Linked DNA regions of Homo sapiens: region 2 is linked to region 1. The links are chromatin loops, found by intact Hi-C in ENCODE. Cell type or tissue: heart right ventricle. All regions are shown on one strand. Links, peaks and the distances in the headings refer to the core of each region. The heading gives the core; the rest is flanking DNA. Region 1 overlaps OSBPL5 (oxysterol binding protein like 5). Region 2 has its middle 22 kb from the start of MRGPRG-AS1.

The links. Peaks named below come from ENCODE experiments on the same cell type or tissue, not always from the same donor. Only the 100,000 strongest peaks of a DNase experiment are listed, where the experiment ranks them.
Region 2: a loop joins it to region 1, with 2.0 times the contacts of the local background. A loop is called at or near these places in 7 of 110 quality-filtered maps.

The regions. Positions count from the first base shown.
Region 1 is chr11:3,116,674-3,132,513 of GRCh38, forward strand. OSBPL5 (oxysterol binding protein like 5) reads right to left here. Exons shown (of 22, transcript NM_020896.4): 2 at 12,340-12,496; 3 at 9,800-9,882; 4 at 5,675-5,755; 5 at 5,324-5,425; 6 at 3,748-3,951; 7 at 2,874-2,958. The coding sequence starts at 12,475. Among named protein-coding and RNA genes, the nearest start is that of OSBPL5, 41 kb to the right of the region's middle. RefSeq lists an enhancer at 3,121-3,290 and a silencer at 7,766-8,060. In heart right ventricle, for the core only: no CTCF peak of the experiment used is centred there; DNase peaks (open chromatin) are centred at 5,738, 6,788, 7,968 and 10,046; H3K27ac peaks cover 3,957 bases.
Region 2 is chr11:3,188,431-3,204,270 of GRCh38, forward strand. No RefSeq gene overlaps it. Among named protein-coding and RNA genes, the nearest start is that of MRGPRG-AS1, 22 kb to the right of the region's middle. RefSeq lists enhancers at 8,595-8,764, 13,539-14,194. In heart right ventricle, for the core only: a CTCF peak has its summit at 6,986 (motif pointing left); no DNase peak of the experiment used is centred there; H3K27me3 peaks cover 1,042 bases.

The sequences.
Region 1 (15,840 bases), core at 3,609-11,608:
GTGAAACCCCATCTCTACTAAAAGTACAAAAATTAGCTGGGTGTGGTGGCGGATGCCTATAATCCCAGCTACTTGGGAGGCTGAGGCAGGAGAATTGCTTGAACCCAGGAGGTGGAGGTTGCAGTGAGCCGAGATGGCGCCACTGCACTCCAGTCTGGGCAACAGAGTGAGACTCCATCACAAAAAAAAAAAAAAAAAAGAAGTGTGAAGTAATCTTTTTGACTTTTTGCTTAAAACATTGTGGATCCTTTCTTTTGTTTTTCAGAGTCAAGAAAACTTTAAGCTATTTACAGCTTTTAACAATTGAGTATACTCCTGTGAACAAAATTTGGAGCATATTTGTTTCTCTCTACCTAATTTTTACAGAATTTGAAAACTATCTGTGAGTATTCGTAACTTATGACAATACAGTTATTTGCATAAGTGCAGTAAGAATCTGTTTTCATTTGTAACAGGACACAATCGGAGAAATTGGTTATTTTACCAAGGCTTTGCCTGGAATGATGTGCTTTCCTTTAAGGACTCAAACTTGACTTATGGAACCAATGAAAGCCCCTTGGAAAAACTGGCCTCATACCTCATCTACACAGTCCCTGTACAGGGTTCCTGACCTGTGGTAAGTAAAGAATGTCACTTTCTGACAGGCCCAGGAGCTCCAAATTTATCTTGGAACCTCAAGAAGATAATAATTCGCCCAACTTATAGGTGTTTAATGGTACAAGTCCATGACTGGGCTCAGCTTTAAAAAAGTCTTATCTGAGATTCTTTCTATGGAACAAAGTTCCATCAAAGACAATTTAAAAGCCTATGTAAAAACTAATTACTCTTGCTGCACTGTATATAAATAATTAGTCCAAGTATAATAAAGCAAACCAGTCCTACCATAATTTGTCCTTAGTTAAAATGGGAAACTGGAGAGAAAAAATTATGTTTCAAAAACTATAGTACAGCTGTTGTTAGATTCTACTCTTCCCTAATGTTTTTCAATTTTTGTTATTTTCTGCACTTTGGATGAAATCCTAATTTTTGTTGGCTATAGGTCTTCAAAATAATGTTTTCAATTTTTTTCCTTCATTTTTTTCCCATTTTTCCTAATTTGGAGTCGCTGAAGACTAAGCTGTGCTTTCTTAAAGCCCTGCAAACTGAAACTAGACAACTTAAACTTCAGAAGAAAATAACAGCAACCTACTTACATACATAAGCCACTTTCTTGCCTGCCTACTGATGTATGGACTTCAGAGTAATGTGGCCTATACCAATTTCCCAGGATTGTTCTTTTGTTTGTTGTTGTTTTTCTGCCTTCCTCCTACTATTTTCTCTTCATAGGACATGAGACTTCACAGCCTTCTGAAAATGAGCTTTCCTAATAACTTGGGACCTACCTGTGTAGGAATAAACCATCCTAGCCATGAGAGATCAGGTGGAACCTGAGACCAGAGACTCGTTTTCTTCTAAAATGCTTTCTCCAAAAGATTTTTAAAAAGGGGGGAAATGTGAAAGGAAAATATCTTGGGCTCCCAAAATCACGAAGCTAAAGGGAAAAGTCAAGCTGGGCACTGCTAGGGGCCAACCTGCCCCCCCATTCTATTCCAAGTCACCCCTCTGCTCACTGAGATAAATGCAGATCTGATTGTCTCCTTTGGAGAGGCTCATCAGAAACTCAAAGGAATGCAACCATTTGTCTCTAATCTACCTATGACCTGGAAGCCCCCTCCCGGCTTTGATTGTCCCGCCTTTCCAGACCGAACCAATGTTCATCTTGCATGTGTTGACTGATGTCTCATATCTCCCTAAAATGTATAAAACCAAACTGTGCTCGGACCACCTTGGGCACAAGTCATCAGAACCTCCTGAGGCTGTGTCACAGGCACGGCCTCAACCTTGGCAAAATAAACTATTTTTTTTTTTTTTTTTTTGAGATGGAGTCTCCCTCTGTCACCCAGGCTGGAGTGCAGTGGTGTGATCTTGGCTCACTGCAAACTCTGCCTCCTGGGTTCAAGGGATTCTCTTGCCTCAGCCTCCTGAGTAGTTGGGATCACGGGCACCCACCACCATGCCCAGCTAATTTTGTATTTTTAGTAGAGACAGGGTTTCGCCATGTTGATCAGGCTGGTCAAACTCCTGACCTCAGGTGATCCACCTGCCTCAGCCTCCCAAAGTGCTGGGATTACAGGTGTGAGCCACTGCACCCGGCCTGGCAAAATAAACTTTCTAAATTAACTGAGACCTGTCTCAGATGTTTGGGGTTCACACTGGCATGTGGTTGGAGCTCAGTAATTGTTATATGGGTGCTTTTATAAGGTCACTGGGTTCTCATAACATTGGGGTGACAGGTGGTTTTTTTTTTTTCTTTAAGACGGACTTTTGCTCTTGTCACCCAGGCTGGAGTGCAATGGCACCATCTTGGATTGCTGCAACTTCCATCTCCCGGGTTCAAGCAATCCTCCTGTCTCAGTCTCCCGAGTAGCTGGGATTACAGGCGCCTGCCACCACGCCTGGCTAATTTTTGTATTTTTTAGTAGAGTCGGGGTTTCACCATGTTGGCCAGGCTGGTCCTGAACTCCTGACCTCAAGTAATCTACCCGCCTTGGCTTGCCAAAGTGCTGGGATTACAGGTGTGAGCCACCACGCCTGGCCTTTGACAGGTGGTATTTTAATGTCACATTTTACTCATGGGAAAACTGAGGCTAGGCATGGGGGCTCTGTGAGTGTAGGCCTGACTCCGAGCCGGGCTCATCCTGGCCAGACTTCAGGCTGCCCCCAGACAGTAGAAGGGACTGAACTGGGGCCACCTGTACCTGGGCTACAACCTCAAAAGGGGGCCCACTTCAGGTGGGGGCACTGGGGAGATGCGCAAGCTGGCAGGGACTCACCATCTGACTCGGAGGCGGCCCTGAAGATCAGGTAGCTGCTGGGCAGGGGCTGTGTGATGGAGCCCACGCTCTCACCTTTGGGGCCCTGGAGAGAGAGAGATCTGGGTGTCACCCGAGGCAACACCCAGGGCCAGCTGCACAGATAGGTCAGGCAGAACCATGCGGATCCACACCTGGGACCACCTGGACACCCCCAGGGCCACAGGGCCACCAGGTGGGGCCAGGCACCTGGCCAGGTAGACACTTGGCTGCAGAGAGGCGGGTAGGTGGGGGAGCTCTGTCCCCTTTCTTAGCTGGCAGCTCTGCCCTCAGCTTTCCAGCTCTGAGCCTCCTGACTTGGGCTGTCCAGAATCAGCAAAGGCACATCCAGGATGCCCAATGATGTTCGAATCCCAGAGAAACCATGAGTAGCTTTTTGGTGTAAGTATTTCCCATACATGACTGGGGTCATACTAGCATGAAAGAACTCTGATGTTTCTCTGAAATCCAAATGTAACCAGGTGTTCAGGGTTTCTCTGGTTTCCCACCCGTTAGAGCTGGCAGGGCAGCCCCGGGTTAGGAGGGGTGAGGGCTGGGCGCTGTTCCTCGGCCACCCCTGGGGAGCAGCCACTGTTGTCCCTCCTGGACAGCAGCTGGGTGAGGGGCTGGGGTGACCTTGATGCCACCTCCTTGCAGCCTACTGTGTGCTTCACATGGAGCACCAGTGGCCATATCTGATCCCCTGGCCGCATGTGGGGCTCAGAGAAGGTGAGACACCTGCTCAAGGCCCCAAGGGGGCCATTCAGCTGGTTGGCTCCACCCTCCACCAGGGCCCTAGGAATGAGCCCCTTGGCCCTACGGGGCCTCTGTCTTCAACCCCACCCCTCCGCAGCACCTTCACGGCCCAGACGGACTGATCCAGCGGGTGGAAGAGCTTGAAGCAGAAGCCGTCCTTCTTGGAGGGCCGCTCGATGAGCTCGCAGCAGTGCAGCAGCACCGTGCCCACCCACTGGCCCACCTTGGGCGTCTTGTAGATGAGCAGCACCCCCGGCTTCAGCACGCACCACAGCTTGGTCCAGCTCTTCAGGGTGCCGCGGATCTGCAGGGAGGATGCTGGCGTCGATGCCCACCCTCTGGGGCCGCCATCCCTGGGGCATCTTGATGGCTTGGCGGGGAGCCAGGCACAGACCAGGGTGGGCTGCCGAGGGGCCCTTCCCCTCCCTCACTCCCCCACACCAGTTCGGAACTCACCCCTTCCTCACCCTCACTCCCTGGGGTGATGTCCTGTGTCTATCGTGTACCCGAGCAGGGGCCAAGCCACGGCAAGCGGTGCCCCAGGACTCAGAGTGGAACTCAGGGCAGGGTCCTTGTTCAGTTTTTAAAAGGAGCCCATATGTTATGGTGAATGCAAAGAAATACGTGGCAGCAGGGACAGATTTACTTGTGAGGGTCACGTGGGTCAAGTTCAAGGTCAAGGGCCTCAGGGAGGAACCAGCAATGAGTGGTGTGACTTGTAACTGGCAGCTTTGTAGATTCTTTTTTTTTTTTTTTTTGAGACAGAGTCTCTGTTGCCCAGGCTGGAGGTGCAGTGGTGCTATCTTGGCTCGCTGCAAACTCTGCCTCCCAGGTTCAAGCGATTCTCCTGCCTCAGCCGCCCGAGTAGCTGGGATTACAGGCGCCCGCCACCATGCCTGGCTAATTTCTGTATTTTTAGTAGAGACGGGGTTTTGCCATTTTGGACAGGCTGGTCTCAAACTCCTGACCTCAGGTGATCCACCCGCCTTAGCCTCCCAAAGTGTTGGGATTACAGGTGTGAGCCACTGCACCCGGCCTGGCAGCTCTGTAAATTCTGAAAGTAGTTGTCTTCTTTTCTCATTCTAAATACTCACTTTTGCACCTAACTTTTGATTCATCATTTTGGTATGCGGGTAGAAGGAGCCTACATGGGCCTGGGCTCTGCAGACACCAGGGCTGGGCACACTTATCTGGTATGCGTTGCCCAGCAGCCTCGGAGTTGGGCAGTTTTACCTCCACTGTACACAAGGGGAAATGGAGGCTCAGAGGCGAGTGAATGGCCACGGTCTCCGTGAGGTCTGAACACAGGACACCCGGCCCTGATGTGGGGTCCTCTCCCAGAAGCCAGAGCAATGTCTCCCTCCCCAGCGCCCTCCGCCCACTGGCCAGGCCCCACCTTATTCGGAAATGGGGTCTTTGCAGACATAATCAGGTGAAGATGGGGCTACACTGGAGTAAGGTGGCCCTAATTCCTACCACTGGTGTCCTTATAAAAAGGGGGAGAGACAGGTGGATAAGGAAAGGCCTCATGAGGAAGGAGCAGAGGCTGCAGTGATAACGGCTAGATGCAGGGAAGTGAATTTCCATCGTTTCAGGCCACCTGGTTTATGGTCCTTTGTTATGGCAGCAGCACGCTGACCCGTGTCCTGGGTGGCCGGAGGCCGGGCATCACCTACCTTCAGGCTGTCAGCCATGATGACCACGCTGGGGTCTGTCAGAGCGCTGAGCAGCTGCCGTGTGGCGCGCTTCTTCTCCTGCCGGTAGTTCTCCTTCTGCGCCTGGGCCCGGGGCACCCGCGGTGGGTCATGGGAGAAGGCACCGAGCTGCCCCAGCTCCTCCCACCGTCCAGCCCAGGGATGGGTCCAGGGGCAGGGGCAGGAGAGGAAGTAGGAGGAAGTAGGGGGTGTGGAGGCGACCAGGTGCGGTTTGTCCCCTCCTTTTGACAGGTGGGGAGGGTGACCTCCCTGGCTCAGGTGGCCGTCGGTCTGACAGTGACACTGCTGCACCCTCCCCGGGCCCGGGCTCACCTTGAGAGTCTCCTTCTTGGTGACCCTGGCGGTGGGGGACACACATTCCTTGTCTGACCCGTTGCACAGCCTGTACTCTGCCTGAAAGAGAGAGGTGGGTATGCGGGACAGGGCACAGGGGCCGGCCCAGGGCTAGGAGCCCAGGTTGGCCTGATGCCAAGGATATGAGGGCAGAAGTCAGAGAAGGGCGCTCCACTCGTTTCCCGCCTGGCACCCTCCATCCCCCCCACCAGCACTTCCGGGGCTGCCATGGGGGGATGGAAGAACAAGGGTGGCTGACGAGAGACCCTCCATGGGCACACGCCAGTGACAGGAGGGGACCCATCCTCCCCGGGGCACATGCTGGGATGGGGCAGGGTGGTCAGGAAGGAGGGAAATGTGGGGACATCAGGGTTCAGGGCTGACTTCCTACGGGTCTGACTGAGCCCTGAGGGACAGCCGTCTTTGAGGGGACACCTGGGAGGCCGCTGAGGAAAGCAGTCAGGGTGCCAGAGGGTGGAGTTCGCAGAAGAGGAGCTCGGCGGCGGCCATGAGATGGTGGCAACAAGCACTCACGCTGGGTCTCTGGGGACCAGCCCTGCATCCACCCAAAAGAACAGCTTCCCTGCCTTGTCTTCCCCCTACGGTACCCAGCATGGCTGCTCCTTGGCCATTGCATGTGCCCAGCTCTGGGCAGGGCCAATGTACTGGTGGGGGGTGTGCAGTGGGGGTGCCCACCCCATCCCCTGGGAGCCGTGGGCAGAGGTCACTGTCCAGGTCCGAACCTGACCCCAGCATGTGGCTGACTGCACGGGCCCAGGGCGGCAGTCCCAATATCTTGGAGGCAGAAGGGGGCCACGGTTCTTCTACAGATGGGGAACCTGAGGCAGGGTAGGGGGCGAGTTGGGACACAGAACCAGGTCTAAAGCCTGCAGGCTGGGGACAGCAAGCTACGACCCGAATCCTGCCTGCTGCCTCCTTCCGCGTGGTCTGCAAGCTAAGAACAGCTTCCACAGTTTTAATCAGTTGAAAAAAAATCACAAGAATAATTTGTGAGATGTGAAAATTATATGAAATTCAAATGAGGAGTCCATAAATAAGGTTTTCTTGGCACATGGCCAGGCGATCCGGCAGGCGTTGTCTGTGGCTGTTCTCGTGCTTGGATGGCTGTGCTGAGTACCTGGAACGGAGCCTGCGCCGCGGCGGGGCCTAAATGCCGTCTGGCCTTTTCCAGAGAAAGCGTGCCCGCCCTGCCCTGCTCTGGCTGGGCGTCTGCGGGTGCTCAGCACTTTCCAGCGGAGCCTCTAGGGCGAGGAAAGCCTCCCTCAGGCCTTCTCCTGGCTAGAAGCCCTGGGCGCTGGGGACTGCCCCCACCCCAATCATGATGGTGCTAAGTACAGAGCTAAAGCCTTGTCTGCTGGGGCACCAGGTCCTGTTCGGGTGCTGCCTGTATTCATCCCCCTCATTCTCCAGCCATGCATAAGGTGGGGCCGGTTATTGTCCCTATTTTATTTCTGTGCCTGGGAAATCAAGGCACAGAGAGGTGGAGAGCTAGCAAGGGGCAGGGCATGGAACCGTTCCACGGACTGGCGGTCCTGGCAGCACTGGGCACCAGGCTTGGCCTTAGGCACTGAGGTTAGAAAGTAAAGATGCCAGTGTCCTGCTCTTTCAGGGAGAGGCAGACCAGCCACCAGCACGCAGAGGCGGGAGGAGCCAGGGGTCAGGTGAGCGCTGCGGTTCTGCGTTCTGTGCATGGATGTAAGCACGTTAGATCCCACAGCTCAGGTCATCGTTGTTATTCTCAGCATTGTACAGAGGAAGAGCCTACGCACAGAGAGGTTCAGAAACCTGCCCAAGGTCACACAGCTAATAAGGAGCTGAGCTGGGACTGAACCCAGGCAGTGTTGCTCCATTGTGGCACTTTCTTAGCCAAGTAAGAGCATTCAGGATCACAAGAAGAAAACGGCACAAGATGGGGTGCCTGGGGGGCTCTGACTTGGAAGCAGTCTTTGGGCTGACGATGAGTGATAAGGAGGAGGCAGATCTGAGTGACGAGGCATATGCTGGACCCTGGCCAGTTGACAGGCCTCCAGGGACCCAGGCTGGCAGAGAAGGTGTCCTAAGTTGCCCTCCTGGGAGTCCCCTGAGCCAGGATCTTGTTCATGATGCCCTTAGTTACCTTGGCACATGGTGTTCCCAGCCTGGAATGCTTTTCCCTGTGGCTGGGTAGCCCCTGCTCCTTTCTTTCTCAGGCTCCCTGAGCTGCTTCCCCAGAAGCAGGACAGCTCATATCCCTGCTGGCACAGGTCCTGGTGACACACACCACCCTTGGCCCGCCCAGGACTTTTGCAATACAACCACGCAGCCGTTTCTGTGGTGAACTGATGATTGTCTGTGGCTTCCACCAGGGGAGGGTTCTACCCTACTGCCCATTCACACCGGCAGCTGGGGGCTTAGCAAGCATCTCGAATGAATGAATGGATGAATGGATGGATGGATGGATGGATGGATGGACGCATGAACCTGCTGCCAATTCCCCTCTGCCCAGCTTCCCACTAGATGCAGCTGAATGGGGCTGTGTGTATTTGAGGCAACAGGGGAAGAGAGAGGCAAGACCGCATGGCATGGGATGGAGCACTTGCAACCCCTGCTCCCCAACTGGGCAGGACCCTTGGGTCTGGTCACTGCAGCCCCTGCAGCCCCAGCACTGCAGAGAGTGCCTGCCCACTCCTCCCTCCTGCAGGCCAGGTGGGTACCCCGTCCAGGCATGCCAGGTCCTCTGCTCACTCCTCAGTGCTACTGTGCATCAGTGACAGTGCCATAAGGAGGCACCTGAGAGATGAGAAGTGCTGCTCAGAACTGTGAACTTCAGGCTGACCAGAACTTTGCAACCTATGAAAATTCCTTAAAAATATAATTTAGAACCACCTACGGAATGGGAGGAAGTAGTCGCAAATCATGTATCGGATAAGGACCTAGTATCCAAAATGCATAAAGAACTCTTGCAGCTCAGCAACAAAAAGGCAAACAACCCATTCCAAAAATGGACAAATAACTGGAATAGACATTTCTCCAAACAGGACATACAAATGGCTAATGGGTGCACGAAGATGTTCAATGTTATCCGTCATTAGAGATGCAAACTGAAGCCGCAGTGAGATGCTACTTCATACCCGCTAGGATAGCTATAAAAATAACACAAAAAAGAACAAATCACGCCTGTAATCCCAGCACTTTGGGAGGCCGAGGCGGGTGGATCATGAGGTCAGGAGATCAAGGCCATCCTGGCTAACACGGTGAAACCCGTCTCTACTAAAAATACAAAAAAATTGGCCGGGCGTGGTGGCGGGCGCCTGTAGTCCCAGCTACTCGGGAGGCTGAGGCAGGGGCATGGTGTGAACCCGGGAGGCGGAGCTTGCAGTGAGCCGAGATCGCGCCACTGCACTCCAGCCTGGGTGACAGAGCGAGACTCCGTCTCAAAAAAAAAAAAAAAAAAATACAAAAAATTGGCCGGCCGTGGTGGCGGGCACCTGTAGTCCCAGCTCCTCGGGAGGCTGAGGCAGGAGAATGGCGTGAACTTGGGAGGCGGAGCTTGCAGTGAGCTGAGATTGTGCCACTGCACTCCAGCCTGGGTGACAGAGGGAGACTCCATTTCAAAGAAAAAGGAAAAAAGAAAACAACAAATCAGAAAATAGCAAGCGTTGGTGAGGATGTGAGGAACTGGAGCCCTTGTGCACTGTGGGTGGCCATGTAAGATGGTGCAGCCGCTGGGAAAGGAGTTTGGCAGTTCCTCCAAAAGTTAAACAGACAATTTTGAGAGTTCTATATTATCCTGGAATTACCATGTGACCTAGCAATTCCAATTACTCTAGGTTTATACCTGAGAGAACTGAAAACTGATAGTCAAATACACGTGCACACATGTTCACGGAAGCATTTTTCATGACAGCTATATGGTGAAAACAGCCCAAATATCCACCAGCAGCCCTCCCGGAGCAGCACAGTCTAGGATTGGGAGCTGTTTCCCCCGAACAGGCTGGAATGGCAGGCTCAGCTGGACGCCCTGCTGTCCTTTTCCCCAGCCGTTTCCTGCTGTCCCCAGAGCCAGGCTCTGGCTCATGGATCCTCCTATACCCAGGCTCTTACCGGTGGCACCTTCGTGGCAGAGCTTGGGGTCGGGGGCCCTTCATCCCTGGGCAGCGACGGGCCGTTGGGCTCCATGTCCTTCCCTGCAAGAGAGCAGTGGGAGTGAGGACCCAGGCATGGTGGCGTGGCCAGGCTTCTCAGGCCGCTGCCTGGTGTGAGGCAGGCGAAGCGTGGGTGCGGATGACCTGGGAGGGGCAGGAAGTCAGCCGGAGGTGGTGGCAGGAACAGGACACTGCCTGAGAGGTGTAATAAACGCCAGCAAGCGTCACTGTGGGAGGAGTGTGCCAGGAGAACTGGCAGGGCCTCCAGGACCTACAGGGAGGAAGCTGGGACAGGAGCTGGTAGGAACCGGCATCCTGGGCCTGCTGTAGTGTGCAATTGGGGGTCTGTGAAGGCCAGAGTCCCCAGTTTTCAGAAAAAGAATGTGACATCCAGTCTCAAAGACACATGGCAGGTTTGGGGCCCCTGGACTGTGCATCCCCCTGGCTGGATGCTGCCGGCCCCTGCGTGCTGGGCTCTTGCTGGGAGGTGGTCAGCCCTGTCTGCCATCCCACCCTGGCAGGCTGGGTAAGGAGGGAGAGGCAAAGGAGGGAGACCTGAGGTGTCTGCGTTTGCTCCTTTGGGAAATGGCCTCCCCTCCCCCGGCTCTGTTTGCTTTGGTGCCAGTTTCCCAAGGTACGATTTCTGGACAGGAGGAAGGAGGGGATGGCTGCAGGGGAAGCCTGAGGTCTGCCCAGCAGGGCCGCTCCCGCTGCTTCCTGTGGCTGGTGGGCGAGGGTTGACTGCCCCGGTCCCTGACACTGAGACTCGGAGGGGCTGGGGGCTGGAGTGAACCCCATCCTGCCAAGGCCACAGGCGACAGGCCAGCAACAGGCTGGGTGCGTGGACAGACGCCACAGACCAGCTGGAAGGCCTGGGGTCTATAGCCGTCCTTCCCTGACAGCCCTGGGCAGGGACTGGATGGGGACGAAGAACGGAAAAGCCAGGACGGTGGCCTGAGGAAGTGGTTCTGTCCAAAGGTCCTGGACCGTGGCCACTCACAGTCACAGAACATCGCTGACCCTGGCCGGCAGTGGCTGCTCCCCCACCTGGGAGCCTCTGCTTCCCCATCTGCAGAGTGCTACGCCCCTGACCCGGAGTGCTGGGGGGAGGCTAGCAGGAGCGCTCTTCCCTCTGGCACTTTCTCATATAGTTCTAGGGGCTTGGCCTGTGGCCGCCAGCAAACTACTTTCCATGTGGATGCTGCCTCCTGGCCGGGAGGACTCAAAGGCTGGGGCCCTTGGACCACTCAAAGGGATAGGGTGCAGGTGCCCTGGGCAGGGGGAAGTCAGCACTGGTCCTTCTCCTCACAGCCTGTCCACACCCACCCCACTCCCTTGGCCTGGGACCTACCGCCTCCATTCCTCGGAAAAGGCCCTTCCCAGCACGTCTTCTGCACCGCCTGGGCCAGTTGCTAGTTGGTCCGAGTCCCTCTGAAACTGACCAGCAGCTGGGACCCAGCCCTTCCCCTCCCCACCCCTGACTCTGCAAGTGCTTCTAAGCCTCCGGCCAGGGTGAACGTGACAGCAGAGAATAAAAGGTGTAGGATTTACCTTGCCGGGTGTCGAGTGCCCCTGCCTGCCATAGCACCTTCAGCAAGGCCACCTCTACGCTGGGACTCCGTTTTTCCATCTATTGGATGGGACTTTGGCTGCGACCACACGCCCCTCGAGCCTGGGTGGTGGATCCGCCCAATGCTCTCCCACTCCCCCCAGGGCAGATGAGATGACCATGGCCAGGCAGGGCTGGGGCTCCCACTTCCTCAGCCCCAAAGCAGGCAGTGGGAGGAGAGGGGGCAGAGCTGGGGAGAGGTCCCCCAGGCAGGTGCCTGCCCCTACCTCCTACTCTCAGGGGAACAGGGGAGGAAGGGCTGGGTTTTCTGGGGGACAGCAGTCACAGCTCAGCCTTGGCTGGGGCAGGGGTTGTGCATAGTTAGGTGCCAGGGAGGGGCCTGGAGAGTGGCAGCATTGGCGGGCAGAGGTTCTGAGTCTGTGTGCTGGGTGCTTTATCTACAATTGCACGAAGGCAGGCCTGGTTCCAGCTGTCCCCTCTCAGAGCCCAGGACCCATGTATAGCTGGGAGTAGGTACTAATATTGTCCCATTTTATAGATCAGTCAACTGAGGCCTAGAGAGGTCAAGTAGCTGGCCTGGGGTTACCCTGCCAGGACTGGGGCTCAGGCCACCTGTCCCTGGAGCCTGCACTCCATAACTCCCAAAGCCTGGGCTGACTTTGGGATGACTGCACTCCATAACTCCCAAAGCCTGGGCTGTGGGAACCCCCTCCTCAACCAGATGGGCTTCACCTGGCCCCGCAGGTCAAGCCAAGAAGCCGTATTACCTGGCACTCTACCAAGCTACAAACCGTTTGATCATGAAACCCACACAGTCCCCAGCATGGAAGCTGTGGACCTCAAGGGGCACAGAGGGGTTGGGCCGCCCGGGGTCACCCCACCGGGCCCAAGCTGAGGGCCAGGTTGCCCTGCCCACGGCCGGCACTTACCTGGGCTGAGTGGGTAGAGCTCATTGTCTCCGCTGAGGAGCAAGTTCCGGGTGAGCTTCCGGGGGTCGACTTTCTGAGGGGTGGAGGAAGGTGGACACAGGGAGAAGCGGCGCCGGAGGAAGGCCTCCTCCTTCATGCTGTGGGCGCTCGGGGGCTTCTGGAAGGAAGGAAGGAGGGGCAGCAGGAGGTCACCGCCCCGGAAGGGGCTTCAGAGCCACATGGTGGGGGTGCCCCTGGCTAAGAAGTCCCCCTCTCAGGGGACTTCTGAGGCAGGGTGAGGAGGGCCTGGGCCCTGGGAGCCTGGTGGTGGGTGGTCAGCCAGGACAGCCCAGCTCAGGCGAATGGCTTTGGCTGGTGCCAGCCCTTTCCACGCCGGGCAGTAGGGCTGGACGGAGCCCTGGTCAGAGAGGCTCATCACCACCCTCGGAAGATGTCCTTCTCAGAACCCCCACCCCAGGTTCTGTGAGACCCTGGCTGCAGCCAGGCAGACCCACGTGTAGACACAGGTTTTCCCTCCCGCATTTCCCTCCCACGTGACAGCACTTTGTGGTGGGGAGGGGTCTAGAGCTTCCATGGAGAAGATGCACGGGGGTGAGACCAGGTGGCCGCTGAGCACCAGGGAGTGGCTGGCACGGTGTTGGGCAGTCCGGGAGCCTGGCCTGCCATCCATCTAAGGGTCCCAGGAGCGCCTCGCCTCTGGTTAAGCCCGCCTGAAGCTTGGGTGCCCCAACAGTTTCAGTTGCACCCACATGCACCCCAGCAAGAGAGGGAGCTCTGGGCGCTCACAGCCAGGCACACCTGCGTCCACGCCCAGCCCAAGACGTTGCATTCCCAGTGGGAGCTTCCTTGCTGCTTCACAAAAGAGGGAGGCCCCACAGCCAGGCCCTGACACCCACCTGCCTCGCTCTCCCAGCCCCGCCCACTGGCAGACCTGCCTTTCCCCTGTGGGTTCAGAAGCGAGTTTCTTGTTTCCTCCCCTGGAAGGAGAGAGGACAACAGGCGGTCCCCTCTGTCCTGCTCCCCACCAGCCCTACACCTAGTAGTGCTGGGCCAAGCAGAGGGTAACTGATTGCAGTCACGCCTTTGCAGGCACTTGAAGTTGACGGCGCCAGATCCACTGAGGTCTCAGCCCATTTTACAGATGAGAAAATCATGGCTCAGGGAGTGGAAGGCCTCGACCTGTAATCGTGACCTGACAAGGGTTGGCAGAGCATCCCCTCCAGCTTCTCATCTTGTGTCCACTTCCCAAGGGCGAGCTCCTTAAAAACTACTGGTCAATTTTCCTCCTTTCCCAATTTTCTGGGGCTGCTTCCTGCTGCCTCAGGGCAGGCCAGTGGCATCCTGCCAAGCCCGGGACAAAGGCCTCGATTTCTCCCATGGTCCTGGGCTTTGCTGGGGGGGGCCTCAGACACACAGAGACTTTCCTGCTGTGGCTTCAGGAGTGGGCTGGGGGCCCAGGGTGTCTGTGGTCCTGGGGGCTTCTGTCCACCACCCCAGAGCCCCCTCTGTGCCCCCAGTCCTGAAGTCAGAGTGGGGAGGGGCTCCAAGGATGCAGCCAGGCTGGGCCAGCCCCTCCCTCACCTGGCCCCTGGCTCGGCTCATGACCTTGGCCATCTTACACACAGGGCAGCTGGCTTCAGAGAGGCTGGCGTTTTGGCCCAGGTCACAGAGCTAACAATCAGCAATGCCGTCCTTAAGCCAGGTGGAACCGATCCTAAAACCCAGCCGCTGAGTGTCTGCCCACTCAGTGTCTCAGCTTGGCTCAGCCAACCTGCCGCAGGGAAGCAGGCAGATGGGAAGTCCTGCCCCTACTTGTCAATCACAACAAACACGTCCTACTTGCCCAGGTGCAGCTCAGGATGGGAACCAGCAGCTGAGCGGAGGCCGGGCTTACTCAGACAGCTGAGATTTTCTGAGCACCCAGGCTGGGCTGGGCACCAGGCAGCCAAGGTAAGTGAGCAGCGATCCTGCTCTCAGGACCCACAGAGAGCCCCGGAATGTCCCAGGCAGTGTGGTGACAGCGATTCCCAGGTAGGTCTCCCTCACTTGGAACCTCCTGGGGCAGGGAGAGGGGCTCAAAACCTAGCCTCAGCTGCCCTGTCTGGCTGTCTGCTCCAGTTCCACCTGGGCCAAGGTAGAAAGGCCATAGGGGATCTTGGTACCTTTCTGCTCAGATACCCCACATACCTTCTCCCAGCACCAATGACAGCCAGTGGGACTTCTTAGTCTGTGAGTGCCACCATCCACTCATCTATACACCAGTCTCATCTATACACCAGTCTCCCGCTCCCTTGTATCCCTCCATCTATACATACATACATCTCCCTTCCAGGCATCCATCCATCCATCCATCCACCCACCCACCCATTCATCCATCCATCCATCCATCCATCTACTGTCATCCCATCTATCCATCAATCCATCCATCCATCCATCTACCCATTCATCCATCCACCCATTCGTCCATCCATCCATCCATCTACCATCCTCCCATCTATCCATCCATCCACCCATTCATCCATCCATCCATCCATCCACCCACCCATTCATTCATCCATCCATCCATCCATCCACCCATTCATCCATCCATCCACCCATTCATCCATCTGTCTATTCATCCACCCGTCTATTCATCCATCCATCTACTGTCCTCCCATCCATCCATCCACCCACCCACCCATTCATCTATCCATCCATCCATCCATCCATCCATCCATCCATCCTCCCAGGCATCCATCCATCCATCCACCATCTTCCCATCCATCCATCCATCCATCCACCTACCCATTCATTCATCCATCCATCCATCCATCTACCCACTCATCTATCCATCCACCCACCAAACCATCCATCCATCCATCCATCCACCCATCCACCCACCCTCCCTCCCTTTCAGGCATCCATCCATCCTCCTGTCCATCCATCCATCCATCCATCCATCCATCCATCCATCCATCCATCCACCCACCCATCCACCCACCCTCCCTCCCTTTCAGGCATCCATCCATCCATCCATCCATCCATCCATCCATCCATCCATTCACCCACCTGCCACCCCTCTATCCCTCCTTGAAGCTCTCCAGCCAGTCAGCTGACCTGCCTGATTCCACCTTCCTTCCCATTCACCTCACACTCAGACACATCTGAGGTGGTATTCAAATAATGTCTGAAACACTGATATGGAACAGACACTCACCAATCCAAATGCAATACAGGTGTGTACCAGGGACTATCACTCTGTGTGCCAACAACCCCAGACCAGTGTCCAGTGCCCCGGGCCCTGCAGACCACCTCTGACCCGCTCAGACAGGGTGGGCGGCAGCTCTCATCACAAGGCATCCTGGTCTGTGGAGCCCTTCTGGAGCCCCCCATCCCTTGGACTTCCTGATGCCCTACAGCTGAGAGGTGCCTGCTGAGTGCCCCCAAATGGTCACCTGGTGGGGAGGTGTTTTGTTCATTTTAAAGGCCACATCTCCCCAGTGGCTCCATATGGCATTTAGA
Region 2 (15,840 bases), core at 2,640-10,639, 71 kb after region 1:
TGTACTCGCCTGTAATCCCAGCTACTCGGGAGGCTGAGGCAGGAGAATCGCTTGAACCCGGGAGGCGAAGGTTGCAGTGAGCCGACATCGAGCCACTGCACTCCTGCCTGGGCCACAGAGCGAGACTCCATCTCAAAAAAAAAAAAATCTCTCACAAAAGCTCATAACAGAGTGACAGTATGAATGCGTGGGTGGGGGCCGGCAGGGTGCTGGCTGGTTTGTGCGTTGCTGAGAAGGAACGTGGAAAGGCATCTGAGGAGGTGGCATTTGGGCCGAGTGTGGTCACCCAAAGCAATTTGCCTCTGCGCTTGGCTCTCAGTCAGCCCTAGGAGGAGAGGTTTGGCAGGGGTGGTCCTTGGCAAGGTCCTTCAGGGAGCTGCAGGGGACCCTGAGTCTGGTTAGCCAATCACATGCCTCCCAGCTGCTGGACCTGACAGGTAGAGAAGGCTGCCGCAGTGTCCCTCGAAGGGCTGCGGCCTTCTTTGTGTGTTTTTATTTATTTCAGTCAGGGTCTCACTCTGTCACCCAGGCTGGAGTCCAGTGGCATGATCACGGCTCACTGCAGCCTTAACCTCCTGGGCTTAGGCAATCCTCCCACCTCAGCCTTCCAGGTAGCTGAAATGATTTACAGGCATCTGTCACCACATCCAGGGAATTTTTTGTATTTTTTTTTCTTGTAGAGATGGGGTTTCGCCATGTTGCCCAGGAGGGCCTCAACTCCTGGGCTCAAGTGATCTGCTCCCCACACACCACCGCCTCGGCCTCCCAAAGTGCTGGGATGACAGGTAGGAGCCACCGTGCCAGCCTCCTTTGTTATCTCTAGTCTTATTGCTACTTTTTCTCGGCAGGGGGTAAGTGACTTGCGGTGTTGTCATTGGACAAGTGCTGGCCAGGCAGGGCCATTTGTCTTGGTGAGGGTGGGGAGGGCTTTGAAACTCCATTTAAATGCTAACAAACTCTGGCCAGGGAGGCGGGTGGGGGGTGGGGGCAGTGGAGGTCGGGGAGTGGCTGCACAGCTTAGAAATCCCCACCAACTCAGTCCTGAGACCCAGCACACAAGCAGTCCAGCGCTTTTCTTTCTCAGGAGCCTCTCTTTCCACCAGCGGAGGAGGAGACAGATGCCTTCCAGCTGCTGGCTGGTCCCCAGGACCCCACTGCCACTGAGAGCTGACGAGTGGTCGAGTGCACGTGAGTGATACGGCCTGGGAGGCGGGAAGAATAACCCTGCTGGGGCTGTCATGTGGTCTTCAGCACAGCCCACGCCATTGCTCCCTTACAGGCAAGTATGTGCAGCTTGGAGAGGTGCAGTGACGTGCCTGAGGTCTACGGCCCCAAATGGCAGATGAGGGGCTCAATTCCAGGCTTGTCTGTGGGGTGCCCTCCCTGGACACAAGGACTGCCAACCCTGTGTGAATGTGAGCCTCATGAAGGAGACAGGTGAGAAGCCTGAGTGCTGGTGGCTGTAGGCTGCTAAACTGTAAATACAGATAATGTCCAAAGCACTGGTGGCTGTGAGCTCCTCAACTGTAAATACAAATAACGTCCAAAGGTGAGTCTCATTAATTGGTGATTGGGGCGTGGGGTGCAGATGTGTGCGCACATGTGCACGTGTGTGTGTGTGTACACACATATATAAAATTTCACTCTTTGGTCACATTAACAGAGATATAGCGTGCATATCATAGGAGGTGATAATCCCAATGTGTTGTAACCTGATCAAATCACACCTGAGCTTGTGGATCAGCAATGGGTGCAAAGACACAAATAAATAGGGGTGAACCTAGAATAGGGCAGGCTGGCTGATGACAGACCACTTCATCGGGTCTTGTGGGGGAATATGAAGGAAATGGAGAGCTTGCTGCCCCGTTTTGAGGGCTCCGTGGAGCAGAACTGGGCCTGGAGTGTTCTCTTGAGGATTCAGAGATTACAACCAGGCTCAGTGGGAAAGATTCCACCGTCGGCTCTTGGAGTCTGTGTGGGTGAACCAAGGCATCTCTGGGCCACATCCACTCAGGGAGACCACAGTTGGGTGGGAAGCCAGGGGGTGACTTCTGCATCCTTCCAACTCTAAGATTCGATTAGGAAGGTGTATAGGGGGAGTGTTTTAGTCCATTTTGTGCTGCTCTAACAGAATATCTGAGACTGGGTAATTTATAGACAGAAATGTATTTTCTTGCAGTTCTGGAGGCTGGGATGTCCAAGATGAAGGCTCCAGCAGGTTTGCTGTCTGGTGAGGGCCCCCATCTTTGCTTCCAAAATGGTGCCTTGCTGCTGTGACTTCTGAGGTGCAGGAGTGCTGTGTCCTCACGGGGTGGAAGGGAGGGGAGGGCAGAAGGGGGACAAACCCTTTGCAGTGGCATTAACCTATTCATGGGGCAGAGCCCAGGAGCTAAACACCTCTCAAGAGGCCCCGACTCCCAGCACTGTCGCACTGGGGATTATGCTTCCAACACATGAGCTTTGGGGCCACATTCAGTCCGCAGCACGAAGTTTCTCCTTTGAAGATTTTTTTATGAGTGAAAATAAACTTGGCTGAAAATGGATTCATAGACTTTAAAGCCGTCAGATTGGGATGTTTGTAAGATGCAGCTGACCTAGAAGTAGATGGTAGCATTAAGTAGGGGGAAATTTGTAGCAAAATGCAACTTTCTGAGTAGATGATGATTTTATAAAATCACAGGCAAATCCCACAGAAGATTAGCTCCCCCGCCACATCAGTGGTCACCAACTGTGACTGTAGTGGTGAAAAGATAGAGAGAGGGCGGGGCTGGATGAACTCGCAGGTTTGGGGTCTCCTCCCCTGTTTTCAGCTCCATATTCACAGTAGTGTTGCTTTGGTGAATTTTCACAGGATGGCCAAGGCCAATTCCTGCCCTAGGGAAAGCGTGAAGAGGCCTGGGCTCTATTAAAATATAAAATATTTGTACTCAGGCCGGGCGCGGTGGCTCACGCCTGTAATCCCAGCACTTTGGGAGGCTGAGGTGGGCGGATCACAAAGTCAGGAGATCGAGACCATCGTGGCTAACACGGTGAAAACCCCGTCTCTACTAAAAATACAAAAAATTTTAGCCAGGCTTGGTGGCGTGCGCCTGTAGTCCCAGCTACTCGGGAGGCTGAGGCAGGATAGTTGCTTGAACCTGGGAGGCAGAGGGTGCAGTGAGCTGAGATAGCACCACTGCACTCCAGCCTGGGTGACAGAGGAGACGCCGTCTCGAAAAAAAAACGTACTTAGTGGCGGGGTGGTGCCTTTGGTCAGTAGCCCTCAGGACATACTTGTGAGATGGCAGAGGGTGTGATCTGGTGCCAGATATGCTCTAACGGGGGTTCCGGTGACAAGGATCCAAGGGCCCACAGCACAGAGCCAGTGAAGGCAGACGCCAGGGTCCCAGTGGAGACTCCCCAGTGTCTGGAGGGGACCAGGGAATTAGCATTTTCAACAAAGGTTCACTTGAGTCTTAGCTTATTCAACCAAAAAACCGTAGTGATGTGGTCTGCATCTGTGTCCCCACCCAAATCTCATGTAGAATTGTAATCCCCAATGCTGGAGGTGAAGCCTGGTGGAAGGTGATTGGATCACGGGGGTGGATTCCCCACTTCGGTGCTGTTCTTGGGATAGTGAGTTCTCCCCTGACCCCGTTGTTAAAAAGTGTGCAGCACTGCCCCCCCGCCACCTTTCTTCTTCTCCGGCCACATACAGCGCTGGCTGCCCCTTTGCCTTCCGCCACGATTGTAAGTTTCCTGAGGCCTCCCCAGAAGCCGAGCAGATGCTGGCAGCATGCTTCATGTATAGCCTGCAGAACCGTCAGCCAATTCAATCTCTTCTTTTTATAAATTACCCAGTCTCAGGCATTTCTTTATAGCAATGCAAGAAGGGCCTAATACATGTAGCTCCAGAGGGCAGCCCAGCTGAGAATGGAAGGTTCCGGAAGGGTCCTCAGCAGGAGTGGCTCTAACAGAGGAGGGGAACGGGCCTCATAAATGGGGGCAGCTACTTGGGAATCGGTGGTTTCTACAATGAAGCAGAGGGATGTGGATGTGGGAGCTACACATGAGGACGTGATGGCTCGAAAGCCAAGGATATTCAGGGAGAAAGCATAAAACAGTGGACAGGCACCACCGCCAGCCAGGTGTGTTTCTGGCGGCCTCCACAGAAACCCATCTGCTCCTTCTCTACTGCTTGTAAGCCTACTCCTCCTTCAGCTCTGGGATCTGTCCTCACCTCCTCCTGGAAGCCCTCCCAGATCTCCTCCTAGTTCAGCTCACCTCCCTGAAGCCTCGGGGTGGGAAGTGGGGGTGACTGTGGCCATAAGCCCTGGGAGATAGACCCCAGTCTGGGTTTGTCTGCCAGGGTCTGAAGAAGGTGGGGTTGCTTAGCAGGACTCCATGCCCAGCTGAGACCAGAGGACTTGGGGGGGTGACATGGTCAGAAGGGACCCCGATGTCCTTGTTCTTGGGACTTGTTATCCTCCTTTTCTCCCAGCTGGGGTGCTTTTGCTTGGTGGAGCACCCACGTGCAATGTGTAAACAGGAACGCATTCACTGCAGGTGGGGCTGGCTCCGGTGATCATCCATACATGTAGGGAGCATGCGGGTGGAGACTTGTGAGTTTCAGGTGGCAGAGTCCTTTCCCGAGAGCACCTCCCTTCTCCTCCCAGCCCCTGCCTCCCCCTGGTCTCTTCCCTCCCACAGGAACCCGGCTAAGGCCTGTGGCTCAGCAGCCAGAGCTGAAGCGAGTGGGTGTGGGCAGGTCTGCCCTGGCAGAGAGGAGGGCAGGGTGGGCCTCGGTGGGGTGACCCCACTGCTCCCCAGACAGCCTCTCCTGGGGCCACTGCTGCCCCCTCCTCCCTCCAAGCCCGGTCATTCAGGCTCTGGCGCTTCTGTGAGCACCACCTCCTCTCCATAGAGCCCCTTGAATCTAGCAGCCTAGCAGCCCCCTTCCCTGCACAACGCCAGCCGCAGGCTCCCAGGAGGCACCCAGAGAGGGTCTCCCTCCCAGGTCTGGGATTCCTACTTTATTGGTGGTGGCACTTGCAGGGTCCAGGCCTCAGGGGTTCTACCAGCTCCCCAGTGGTGTGGAAGCGTAGTCAGGGTGAAACCTGGAAGGAATGGGTTCCCTTGGGGTTGCCAGAAACCCCCGAACTGGACAGGGAGGCCATGGACGACTCAGCTCATTTTCTGAGTCAGGGCTCAGCAGGCCCCAGGGAACTGAGCCCCCGACACTCAGAGGGGACAGGGGTCAAGGGAAGATCCCTCCAACTTCTGAAGGGCTGTGCGATATAAGGAGCAGGAGTGGGGGGCGGCTCAGCCCCTCCAGGGCCACAGGCGGCTGGAATCGGCCACCGTCCTTTCTCAGAAGCAGAAAGTCCAGGGGATGTGGGCACACCGGCTCCCCAGCCCCCGACGCATGCACAGAAACCTCTCTACGGTGTGAATAAGTCACCTGGCACAAAATGCTGCGAGTGTGTACCCACTGGGACTTCAGCTCCAGGCATGAGGGGGGATTTGAGGGCAGAGGCAGCGTAAGGGGACCCGCCTGTGTCTGCCACCCCAGGAAGTCGCTGCCCTGGAATCTCAGGGAGTCTCCCTTCCCCTTGCTTTAATGATTTTCAGCCTGGAGCTCTACCCGGGAACCTAGATGCGACTCACATCCCAGAGAGGAGGAAGTGGCTGGAGGGTGTGTTTGGGGTGAGATAGGAGGCCTGGACTGAGGGACCAATGGTGGTCTGGGAACACAGCCCCCACTTCTCTCTTCTCCAGGGACACGTCCCCCAACACTGCATGGGCAGAGGGGCTTGGCCGGGCCAACCAGAAGGGAGGGCATCTCCAGGCCTGTGGCCTCCTCCACCTTTTCCCACTTGGTCTCTTTGCTCTTTCCAGCTCTTTCTGGCATTTTCCGGCGTTTTCTGGCCAGAGTAGAACTGTAGAGGTCCTTGATGGATGAGATCCTTCCTGGAACCCTCATCCCCTGCTGAATTTAGGCCTCCACCTTCCTGATCAAAGGGAGGTGCAGCAGGAAGGGGACCCTCCCACTGGGGCAGCTCCACCCCAGCCCCGGGTCCAGGGCCTCTGGGGAGGGATGTGGCCTTCCTGCATCACCTCCCCTGCCCTCCCTACCCCCCTTCCCTCCTTCCATGTTGGCCCCAGGACCAGGCCCCTTCTGAGACAGGGGTGTGGGGGATGCTGAGGACAGAGGGTGTCTTAGGAACCGGGAAACTGTCTCTGCAGGCCTGCCGCGCACCCCTGGTCCCAGGATGTGGGTGGGGGAGAGTGGATGTTCCTTCTCCTTTGGGGCCGGCTCTGCTCCTGCTGCCTCTTAGGCTATCTTGCAGGGTGCACCCCCTACATAGAGACCCCCTCGAAATCCAGGAAGATGCCCACTGCTCTGCCTGGTCGTCTGCTGTGAACTACTCAGGCAGCGTTCCCTAATTCACGCTGGGGTGTGAGTGATTGCCACTCGCTTATCTTGAGTCTTTGAGAGGCTTTTACATTCTTACTGAGAAACAAAACCTTCATCCCCTTGACCCAAAAGGAGCACGTGGTGATCGTCTCCTCCCCTGAAGAACAGCTGCTGAGGGCTGGGAAGGAGAAGGATAGGGACACCCCATCGGGGGTCTCTCCAAAACCTCAGCCTAGCAGACAGCGCAGCAGGCCATTTAAACTTCCTGGGCCTCAGCCTTCCCATCTGTAAAATGGAGATCTTCATAGCACCTTCTCAGCAAGGTTTTGTAGGACTGAATGTGAGAGCGCCCACAAACATCAGGGCCCCATATCCAGCATGCAGCTGGCACTCCATTAATGCTCCACTAATCCCAGTGGTGGGGACCAGTGAGTACCAGTGCTGGGAAGGGTCCAGGCCCACGGGGTCACTCATTATGGACAGGGTGGGCTTCTGGCTGCAGTCTTGTGCAGCTCACGTGCAGCTTCTCCCACCTGCTCTTCCCAGCAATGGCCTTGGCCAAACCCTCCCACACTGACCCCTGCCGGGAAGAGAGGAAGCTGCTCTGGGAAAAATGGGGAAGTGGGAAAAACTCATCGCACCTCGACTGAGACAAGAGCAGGCTGGAAGGCCGGCAGGCTCCCTGGCACCACCGAGGCCTAAGCCTGGCTGGCTAGGAGACTTCTCCCACGGCCCCAGCCTTCCGGGACTATTGTAAGCTGCCTAAAGTCTCCCTGTCACCGTGCAGGGCTGGGTGTGGCAGACGAGCCACCTCGTGTAGCCCCTGCGGCTCAGCTCACCTGCAGGAAGCAGTCGGCCCAGGACACTTCTGCCTTGGGCCCTGGACCTGCCCCGGGACTCTGATTGAGCGGGGAGCAGAGGAGGCAGGTTGCAGGTCTTTGCTGCAGACCTTAGTTCCTCCCTAGCAAGTGGGATGGGCTTGGGGCCCCACCTAGGTGGCCCTGGGGCCAACCCTGGGCAGTCAGAGGCAGCCTGGGGCTCGAAGGCCTCCTTCTGGTGGCAGCTCCCCTGCCTGTGGCCTCTGGCTAGGGCCCCATGAGCTGTCCCCAAGGCTAGGAACCAATTCTGCCTCACAGTCTCGGTAGGAACTGGCCTTGCCCACACCTTGACCTCAGACTTCTGGAGCTGTGAGACAGTAAACTCCTGTTGCCTGGATCATCCAGGCGATGGACTTGGTCAGGACCACCCCGGGTCACTAGTGCACGGCCGGGCTATATGGACTGATTGAAGGTGGAAGCACCAAGGCTGTGATGAGGGTCTCAGGATGTGTGAGCCAGGACAGGGAGAGAGAGCAGGTGGGTGTGGGTCACTGACGTAACTCTGGCTTTTGCCCACAGGGCCTGTGACTGGGCCAAACGAAGTCTGCACAAGAGAAAGTGGGAGGGGATCGCACATGCAGGAGAGAAGGGGGCCGGGCCAAGGGATCTGGCTCTGGCTCTGCGGCTCTGTGTGGGGACCCCCTCTCCTCCTCTCTGGAGGGGCCCAAGCCCTCCCTACCACCCCCGCAGTGAAGGCACAGCAGCCAGGTGGGTGAGCTGGCATATGAGCAGCTGGACGGGCCCGTCTGTGCCAGGAGGCCTGCACGACCTTGCTTCTCCCTCACAGCCCTGACAAGGACGGCTCAGATGAGGCCTGTGATGACTGCAGGCTGCAGTGTGCCAGTGACGGGGCGGGTCCCTGGGCCCGGGCAGGGGGAGGGCTCCAAGCCCTGCAGAGCCGTGGCTCCCACTGTCCCTGGGTGTGGGGGACTGTCAGAGCTCAGGCCCAGGACAGGCTGACCTGTGTGGGCCTGGCCAGTAGGATGGCTTTCCTCTGCCTGCGTGGGGTCCTGGGAGCCCCATCTGCTCTCCAGGTGGGCTAGTGGGCAGCAGCCCCGTGGTCGCTCAGTGCCCAGGTGTGACTACGAGGCTGCCTGGGACCAGGCACTGTGTGCCCTGGGAACCCTGCCCAGTGGTGAGTAAAGCAGAGACTGTCCCACCTGCTGGGGCTGCCACAGGCAGCTCGGGCTGAGCTCAGGCAGCTCAGGGGCAAGGTTAAGCCGGCCTGGAGACCGCGCTCAGCTGCCCCTCCCTGCTGGTTCCCGACAGCAGTGGCAGCTTTGCTCACCACCTGGAGTGGCACAGGGAGGTTCCAGCCCAGCCAGTCCCTGGATGGCAGGGCAGGGCCCCCACAGGCCTGGAGATGGAGCTGAGAAGATGCTGGAGCTTGGGAGGCCCAAGGAGCGGTAGGGGAAGTGTCAGGACATGAGCTGGGGGGCTGTGGGATCCTGGAGTGAGCAGGGGTCTGGGGAGATGGGCACTCATGTGACAAGGATGAACTATAGGCCAGCCAAGGACAGTCGTCCTGAAATGCAGGCTCCTGATGCAGCCGCCAGCCAAGACGAAATGTTTGCCAGCTGGAAATGAAGGCCCAGGAGGGCCCAGGTTGTGTCCCAAGTCCCAGGGTCACCCTGGGCTGGTGCCGTGCAGGCACGAGGGGCTGGCAGAGTCTGGGTGTCCTTTCCCCGCCCCAGCCTCACCCTGGGGGTGTAAGCAGGAGGCAAGTGGGCAAGGTGGGTGCAGTCTTGTCCAACCCACGGAGTGTGTGTCAGGTGGCCACGAGGCAGCCAGCGTCTGGCTGGAGGTGCTGCAGTGTCTTGGGGGAGGACCCCCCAGGGCTGAGGGAAGAGGCATGAGTTTGAGTATTCCATTGGGTTGTCCCAGCTCAGGGATCCCCGTGGGGCCTGTGGGGGCCCCTTGGGCAGGAGCCCAGGCTGGATGTGTGGTTTGGGGCTGCTCAGGTCTCTTCTAAATCCTCCCCCCATAAGCCCTGCTCCTCCCTGGCCGGCACTAGCCCAGTTGCAACCCTCAAAGTCCCCCCATAGTCACCACCTTCCTCTGGCTCCTGCCAGCTCCCAGACCCACCTCTGCCCATCAGCATGGGGTTCCAAGCAGGAGAAGAGTCTGGACTTGACCTCAGCAGCCAGTGGCTTCAACTAAAGGCAATCCCAGCTCTGCACGTCCCTTGCAGGAGAGACCCACTGAGGCAGGGCAGCATCTGGGGATGCCTTGGGGAAGCTGGCAGGGGGTACCCAGGGAGGCCTGCCTGCCTTCTGCCTTCTCCCTCAGGGCCACTAGGCTGTCTTGCATCCCCTGCAGCTCGCCCTCCCCTTCCTTGGCCACAGGAGAAGTGCTGGAGGGCCCGGCATCCGCTCAGCCCCATTGCTATGCCTTTCCTCACCTCCTCCTCTCCTGCCAGGTGGGAACCCCAGGCAAAGGAGATGCTGAAGAACTGTGCCCAGTGGTTCAGCCTCCTGGGACCAGCAGACAGCATCCCCTGGGAGGATGTGGGCCCAGCCCAGGGGTCCTCTGGGGAGATGGGGAGGTGAGCAGAACTGGTGTCCCCTTTCTGTATGGGCTGGGAAGCTTCTTGGGGGAGGTCTGGGTGCCGCCTCTGCCAGCCTCCAGGGTGTCCTGCCATCGTGGCTGGGTCCTCTGACTCCTAGCTGCTGGGGTTTGAGGCTCAGGCCCCGGACTGACCACTGCAGAGCCCAGTGGATCCCACCCCCTGGGGGTGGCTGCTCCTGGGGGCAGAGCCTGGAGCAGACACGCCCTCAACAGATGCCCCTGATCCCTGCATTTATGGAGCATGTTGCTGTGGGCCACGGCCCCGGAGCACAGGGACTTTTTACTACCTGGCCTCCAGTACCTTGGGCCTACACGAATTTTGGTAACTACCAAAATAGCGGAGACGTGAAGCCGTGGCTCCCAGTAATGAGTAGAAAATGCAACATCAAAATTAATTCTCTAGCAACAGCAGCCACCCACACAAAGCGTCAGATTATGTGCCAGGCACCACACACAAGGCAGCTCATTTAATTCTCAGGGAGACAGTGAGGGGAGATTATTAGTATCATTTCCCACTTCACAGATGGGAAAGCTGAGGCAGAGAAAGACCACAGGCGCTTGCCCAGGGACACGCGGCTGGGAAGTACCGGGACTGGGATTTGAACTCAGATCCTGTGAGCACAACCTTCACCCTGCTGTGCCTCGCTGCAAGGCTCTGTTCAGTCAATTAGCGGAGTCTAGCTTGGCTCTTATGTCCCCCATAGACGTAGTTATCATTTGAGGGCTGCGTCCAGGACTGATGGCAGGCGGCAGGGCTCAGCACAGCGCCCCAGGGCTCCAGCTCAGACTCCTGATCGCCCCAGCCTCCATCTCCCCCTGAGCAGTCCCCGCACCTCAGTTCTCTGAGAGCCAGCGTGGGTCTGCCTTGGGAACAGGGCTTCAGCCCTGAGGGTTTGCCAAGGGTCCTAAGCTGCAGTTGTTCCGGGGCATCTGGCCCGCTCAGGTCACTGGGAGTCCGCAATGGTTTGACAGGTCTCAAGAAGCACTGGTACCTGGGACCCCGGAAAACCTGCTGCTCAGAGGACACAGGGTGCAGGACACAGGGTGCAGGATACAGGGTGCAGGACACAGGGTGCAGGATACAGGGTGCAGGATACAGGGTGCAGGACACAGGGTGCAGGATACAGGGTGCAGGACACAGGGTGCAGGATACAGGGTGCAGGACACAGGGTGCAGGATACAGGGTGCAGGATACAGGGTGCAGGACACAGGGTGCAGGATACAGGGTGCAGGATACAGGGTGCAGGACACAGGGTGCAGGACACAGGGTGCAGGTTGGGGCCCAAGGGGCCAGAGAGCCTTCGAGTGGATGGCAGAGGGCACCGGCGGCAGAATCACAGTACCACAGACTGCAGTGTGGGGTCCAGGCCGGGGTCCTGCTTCCTTGCCGCCCCAAGGCTCTGGCCCTGCCTTGCTGCCTGGGGCCTCCCCACAGCTCCGTGGAGAGGCAGAGAGGCTGGGCCCTGCGCAAGGAGGCGGCTGAGCTGGGCTCAGCTGGGCTCAGCTGCTCCATTGCAGCCTGTTTGCGCTCCATCCCCAATTCCTCGGTTGTCTCCAGAATGGAGCGGGCAGTGACGGGCACTGGATTTCAGGGCTGTTTGCTCTCCAGGTGGGGAATACAGCAAGGATAGCCCAGGGCTGAAAGCCCAGGAACAGATTTCTCTGCCCTGGGGGCTAGAGAGGGTGACGGGTCAGAGAACAAGGGGAAAGAAAGCAGCAGGGGTGCTGAGTGGAACAGGGCTGCCTGGCATGACCAAGGTCCCTGAGCAGGATCATGGGAGTCCTGCTCGGCCCCCTCTGCTCCTCACCTCCCGCCTTCCCCACACCTTGGGAGCCCCCAGGATGCAGCCTGAGGACCTTCTAGAACCTACATTGTCCACATTGTCCCCTGGCTTGGAACCCTCCCGTCTCTGCTGTTCTTAGGACCGACTCTAAGCTCACGAGCCTGGAGTCTGATGCTCTCTGTGATCTGGCCAATGCTGGCCCCTCTGGCCTAGTCCCGATCATCCCAGGCACACACCCTCCTTGGTGCCCAGCAGAGCTCCCTCAGAGCAGAATGAAGAGGGGAAGGAGCATCCACACCACCATGCTTTGAACGTGGAGCCCCTTGGCCTGGAATAGCTTCCTGATACTCTGAGTCCCTGGGCAGTTCCAACTCCCTGGAGAGTCTGGGTGAGCCTTACCTCCTGCAGGAAGCCCCCTGACTCTCCGCCACCTCCTCCAGGAAGCCCCCCCCCCGCCCGACTCTTCACCACCTCCTCCAGGAAGCCCCCCTGACTCTTCACCACCTCCTCCAGGAAGCCCCCTGACTCTCCACCACCTCCTCCAGGAAGGCCCCCTGACTCTCCACCAACTCCTCCAGGAAGCCCCCCGACTCTCCAGGCAGAGTTGTGCCTCCTTGAGGGTAGGGCAGGGCTGAGCTTTCCTCATGGGTTGGAGCCACCAAGTCACAGAGGAGGCAACGTCAGGCAAGGAACCTGGCAGAGGCAGGAACCAGGCTCAGCACAGCCCGGGCCCCCTGCAGGGAAGGGCTCTGGGGGTCTCCTAAGCTGAGGCGGTCAGAGGAGTGAGATTTGACTGAGCCCCTTGCTACCTGGCCCTCATGGACGGGGCGCAGCCCTGCTGGGAAGGGAGGAATGAGCCAGTGGCCTGCTTGGAAGGCCCTTGGGGCACCTGGGGCGGACACATGGAGGCTGTGAGGTCCTTGGCTCTTCTGAGGCCCCTCTGGCTGTGCGGGGCTGGGAGTCTTAGTTCTGGGGCAGGACCTGCCTCTAGGATCAACCTCCACCCAGAACAAAACCCCATCAGCTCCCATGCTGGGGAGGTGAAGACCCGCACAGCCCCTGGCCTCCTCTTCCTCTCCCCTCCCCCCACTGCCACCTTCCAACCTCAGGACACCTCTGCTGCCTTGCAGGCTTCCAGAGAGTTCTGAAGGAGAGTCCGGGGCAGGCATGGGGCTGCAGCAGGGGCTCGCTGGTGTGGGAGAGAGGAACGCTGGCCAGAGGAGAGCTGCAGAGTGAAGGCATGGAGGAGCCTCCTGGCGGAGCAGAGGATGGCAGGGGGTTGCTGCCGCTCTGTGCTCTCCACCATAGACTCCCAGAGCCTGAGAAACCGGGGGTCCTGGTGACAACCTCATCCAACCCGCTCAGTTCAACCATTTTCTCATGGCGGCAGCTGGGTCCTGGGTCTCGTGTCCCAGCCCTGGACCACATCACGTGAACCGACCGGTTGTCCCAGCCACGACGCACAGCTGCCTAGTGGTCCTGGTTAACTTTATGTCACTAACTTGCAAAGCGCCATGCTCAGAGCCTTAGGTACCACCTCTTCCTCTCCTCACAGCCTCCTGAGGGTTCTACGACAGGGCCGGTTCTCCCTCTCCACAGAAGAAGAGACCGAGGTCAGAGAGGCTCAATGCCCCGCCTGAGCCTGCACTGCTAGGACTCACACCCAGGTCCTGGGCCCCCGTAGTGTGTCCTCCGCTTTGAAGCAAGTTGGTCAGAGAAGCACACCCCTGGCAGTGGACTGCCCGGCAGAGGCATCAGCTGCTCTGCTGGGACCCTGTGAGGGCTCCTCTAGGGAGGCCACCTGCTGACCACGCTCCTGTAAGTGCCGGAGCACGGTGGTCTCCATTAGGCGTTGGGACCCCCCACTGGCTCTTGGGACTTGCAGCTGAGCAGATGCAACATGGCACGTGAGAGCAGAGTGGCTTCTGAGTGGCGGCTGGAAACCCAGCAGATTCAACCTGTAGGGCATGCTGTGCAAATGTGGGCGGACAGCGTGCAGCAGTTGCCATCGGCGTCCCTCCCAGCCTCTGGCCGTCGTGAGGCCAAAGCTCTGACCTCTTCCAGCACCCTGAGCATGAGGCCCCGAGAAGGCACCATCACAACCAGGGTCCTGTTTGTCATGACTACCTGGATTGCTCAAATTCCCATTTGACACAGGAAGACATGGCATCTCTGGAAATTGAGGCTGAGCTGGCAGGAGGGAGCTGGGATTCCCACCTGCACCTGCCCCTTCCCTGGGGATTTGCTGGTAGGACCTACAGGGACAGGTGGGGGGCTTGGTCCAGCATCGCCGCTCCTCATGCACCCCTCAGGAAAATGTCTAGAGCCATGGGGAGCTGACTATCCTTTCTTAGGAGCCTTTAGGCCAAAGGACAAAAAGGTGACACTGCCCCACCCCCACGACGCCAGGGACCCTGGACCTCAGGCCGAGGGTCAGCATCCCCATGATCTCAGGCCTGAGGCTGGCTTCCCTTGAGGGGTGTCGGCCTGGCAGTGTGTCCCAGACAGCTCAGCTATCTCCAAAGGCCCTGGGAAGCTGGGCTCTGCTGACCCCACGCTCTGCTCTCAGGAACCCCTGTCTGTTCCCAAGGGTCCAGCCAAGTCCCCTGCCAGCTCAGGGTGTGTAGGAGACCCCTCCCTCACCACCCCGATCTCTCAGCATAAACTCCATTCTGCCAAGGCAATATTAAGTCAAATTGAGAAATGCCCCCTTTCAAGTCTGTTTCTTACAAAAAAAATTGTGAGCAAAAGAAGTCAAAAGTCAAAGGCACAGGTGGTGAACAGATGCTTCAGAAGTGCCCTTGCAAGTCCTAATCTCTCATGTCCCACATCCTGCCTGGTGGGCGTCCCGCCCCTGGAGGGAGGTTGGGCAGTCCCCTCACCACCACGGCGGGCAGTGCTGCCCTGGAGGAGGGAGCAAGGCACCGGGATGTGGGTGCAATGCAGCATCCCAGACCTGGGGGCACCTCGCGATGCTGCCCTGGAGCCCGCTGCCTGCCCTGCCTGCCCGAGGGGCTCCAACGAGGCTGAACAGTGTTGGGGGTCCGCGGGCGAGCGAGGCGTCCAGAGCTAATGCCCTGCTGGCCGAGGTGCCAGCCCCGGGGAACTTTGAAGAAGTCAGCAGAAAACTGGTTGGGGCAGGGTTGGGGGGCCCTGCACTCCCCGGCAGAAGGCAGAAGCTGCTCCCAGCCCCCTCCCCACCACACGATTCCAGACCCTTGAATGCTTCCTCCACAGCGTCTCCCTCCGACACCACCGGCAGTGGTGGCCCGTGGAGAAAGGAAGCCCCCTCCACAGATGGCGCGAGGCTCCCAGGCGGTGGGCTGGGGGTGCCCGGAGGCGGCACTCACCGTGCAGCAGGGCATGGGGGCGAGGCTGGGGTCCCTCCTCCGGCCGGTCCTGTGCCTGCTCTGCTCTGCTGCCTGTCCGGGTGCCGGAGGCACGACCGCTCCCCTCCAGGCCGACGGGCTGCTCCAGACGGAGTATCCAAGACTTTCTGGGCACGGGCGGGTGTTTTGGGAGAGCAGGCCAGGCTGGGGGTGGGGGTGGGGGGTCACTGCAGGCGACAGCGGCTCTCAGGGCGTGCCCCGGAGACGCGCATCCCAGCTGCACCTACAACTGCCCCTGCGTGCGCTCGCCTGGGGCTGCCAGCTATCCCTCCCGCAGGACCTGCTGCTGCAGCCGCCTTCTGGGCGCTAGGCGGACCTGGCTGCAGCCGCTGCAGTCCAGGAGCTGTGCACGCTGCTGTTACCTAACACCTCGGAACGGCTCCGTCTCCGCGGCGGGCTCGCTTAGGGATTGCAGTAGGAAGCAAACGCTGCATGGAGAAACACCAGGAAGACCCCCTGACAGGGCACGGCACTGCAGGACCACCCATGGCCTCTCACCTCAAGGAGGGGTGCGGCAGAGCACAGAGACGGTGGGCGACAGCCTGGGGTCACACAGCAAGTTAGCTGCCTCCCCAATTCAGGCTTTCTGTATTCTGGAATTATTCCCCATCGCCTGGGCACTCGGCTCCCTCCCTGCCCAGCCCCCACTCTGCCCCCCAGACAGTCCCCATGTTCACCTTTCCCCAGGGAATGCCTGTAGCTTCTAGGAAGTGTCTTTTGGGAGGCAAGAGCACTGAGCCCGGGCCCAGGGAGCTGCAGGCACTCAGGCACCCAACACACAGGTGATCCCGGAGGCTGCAGGCACCCAGGCACCCAACACACAG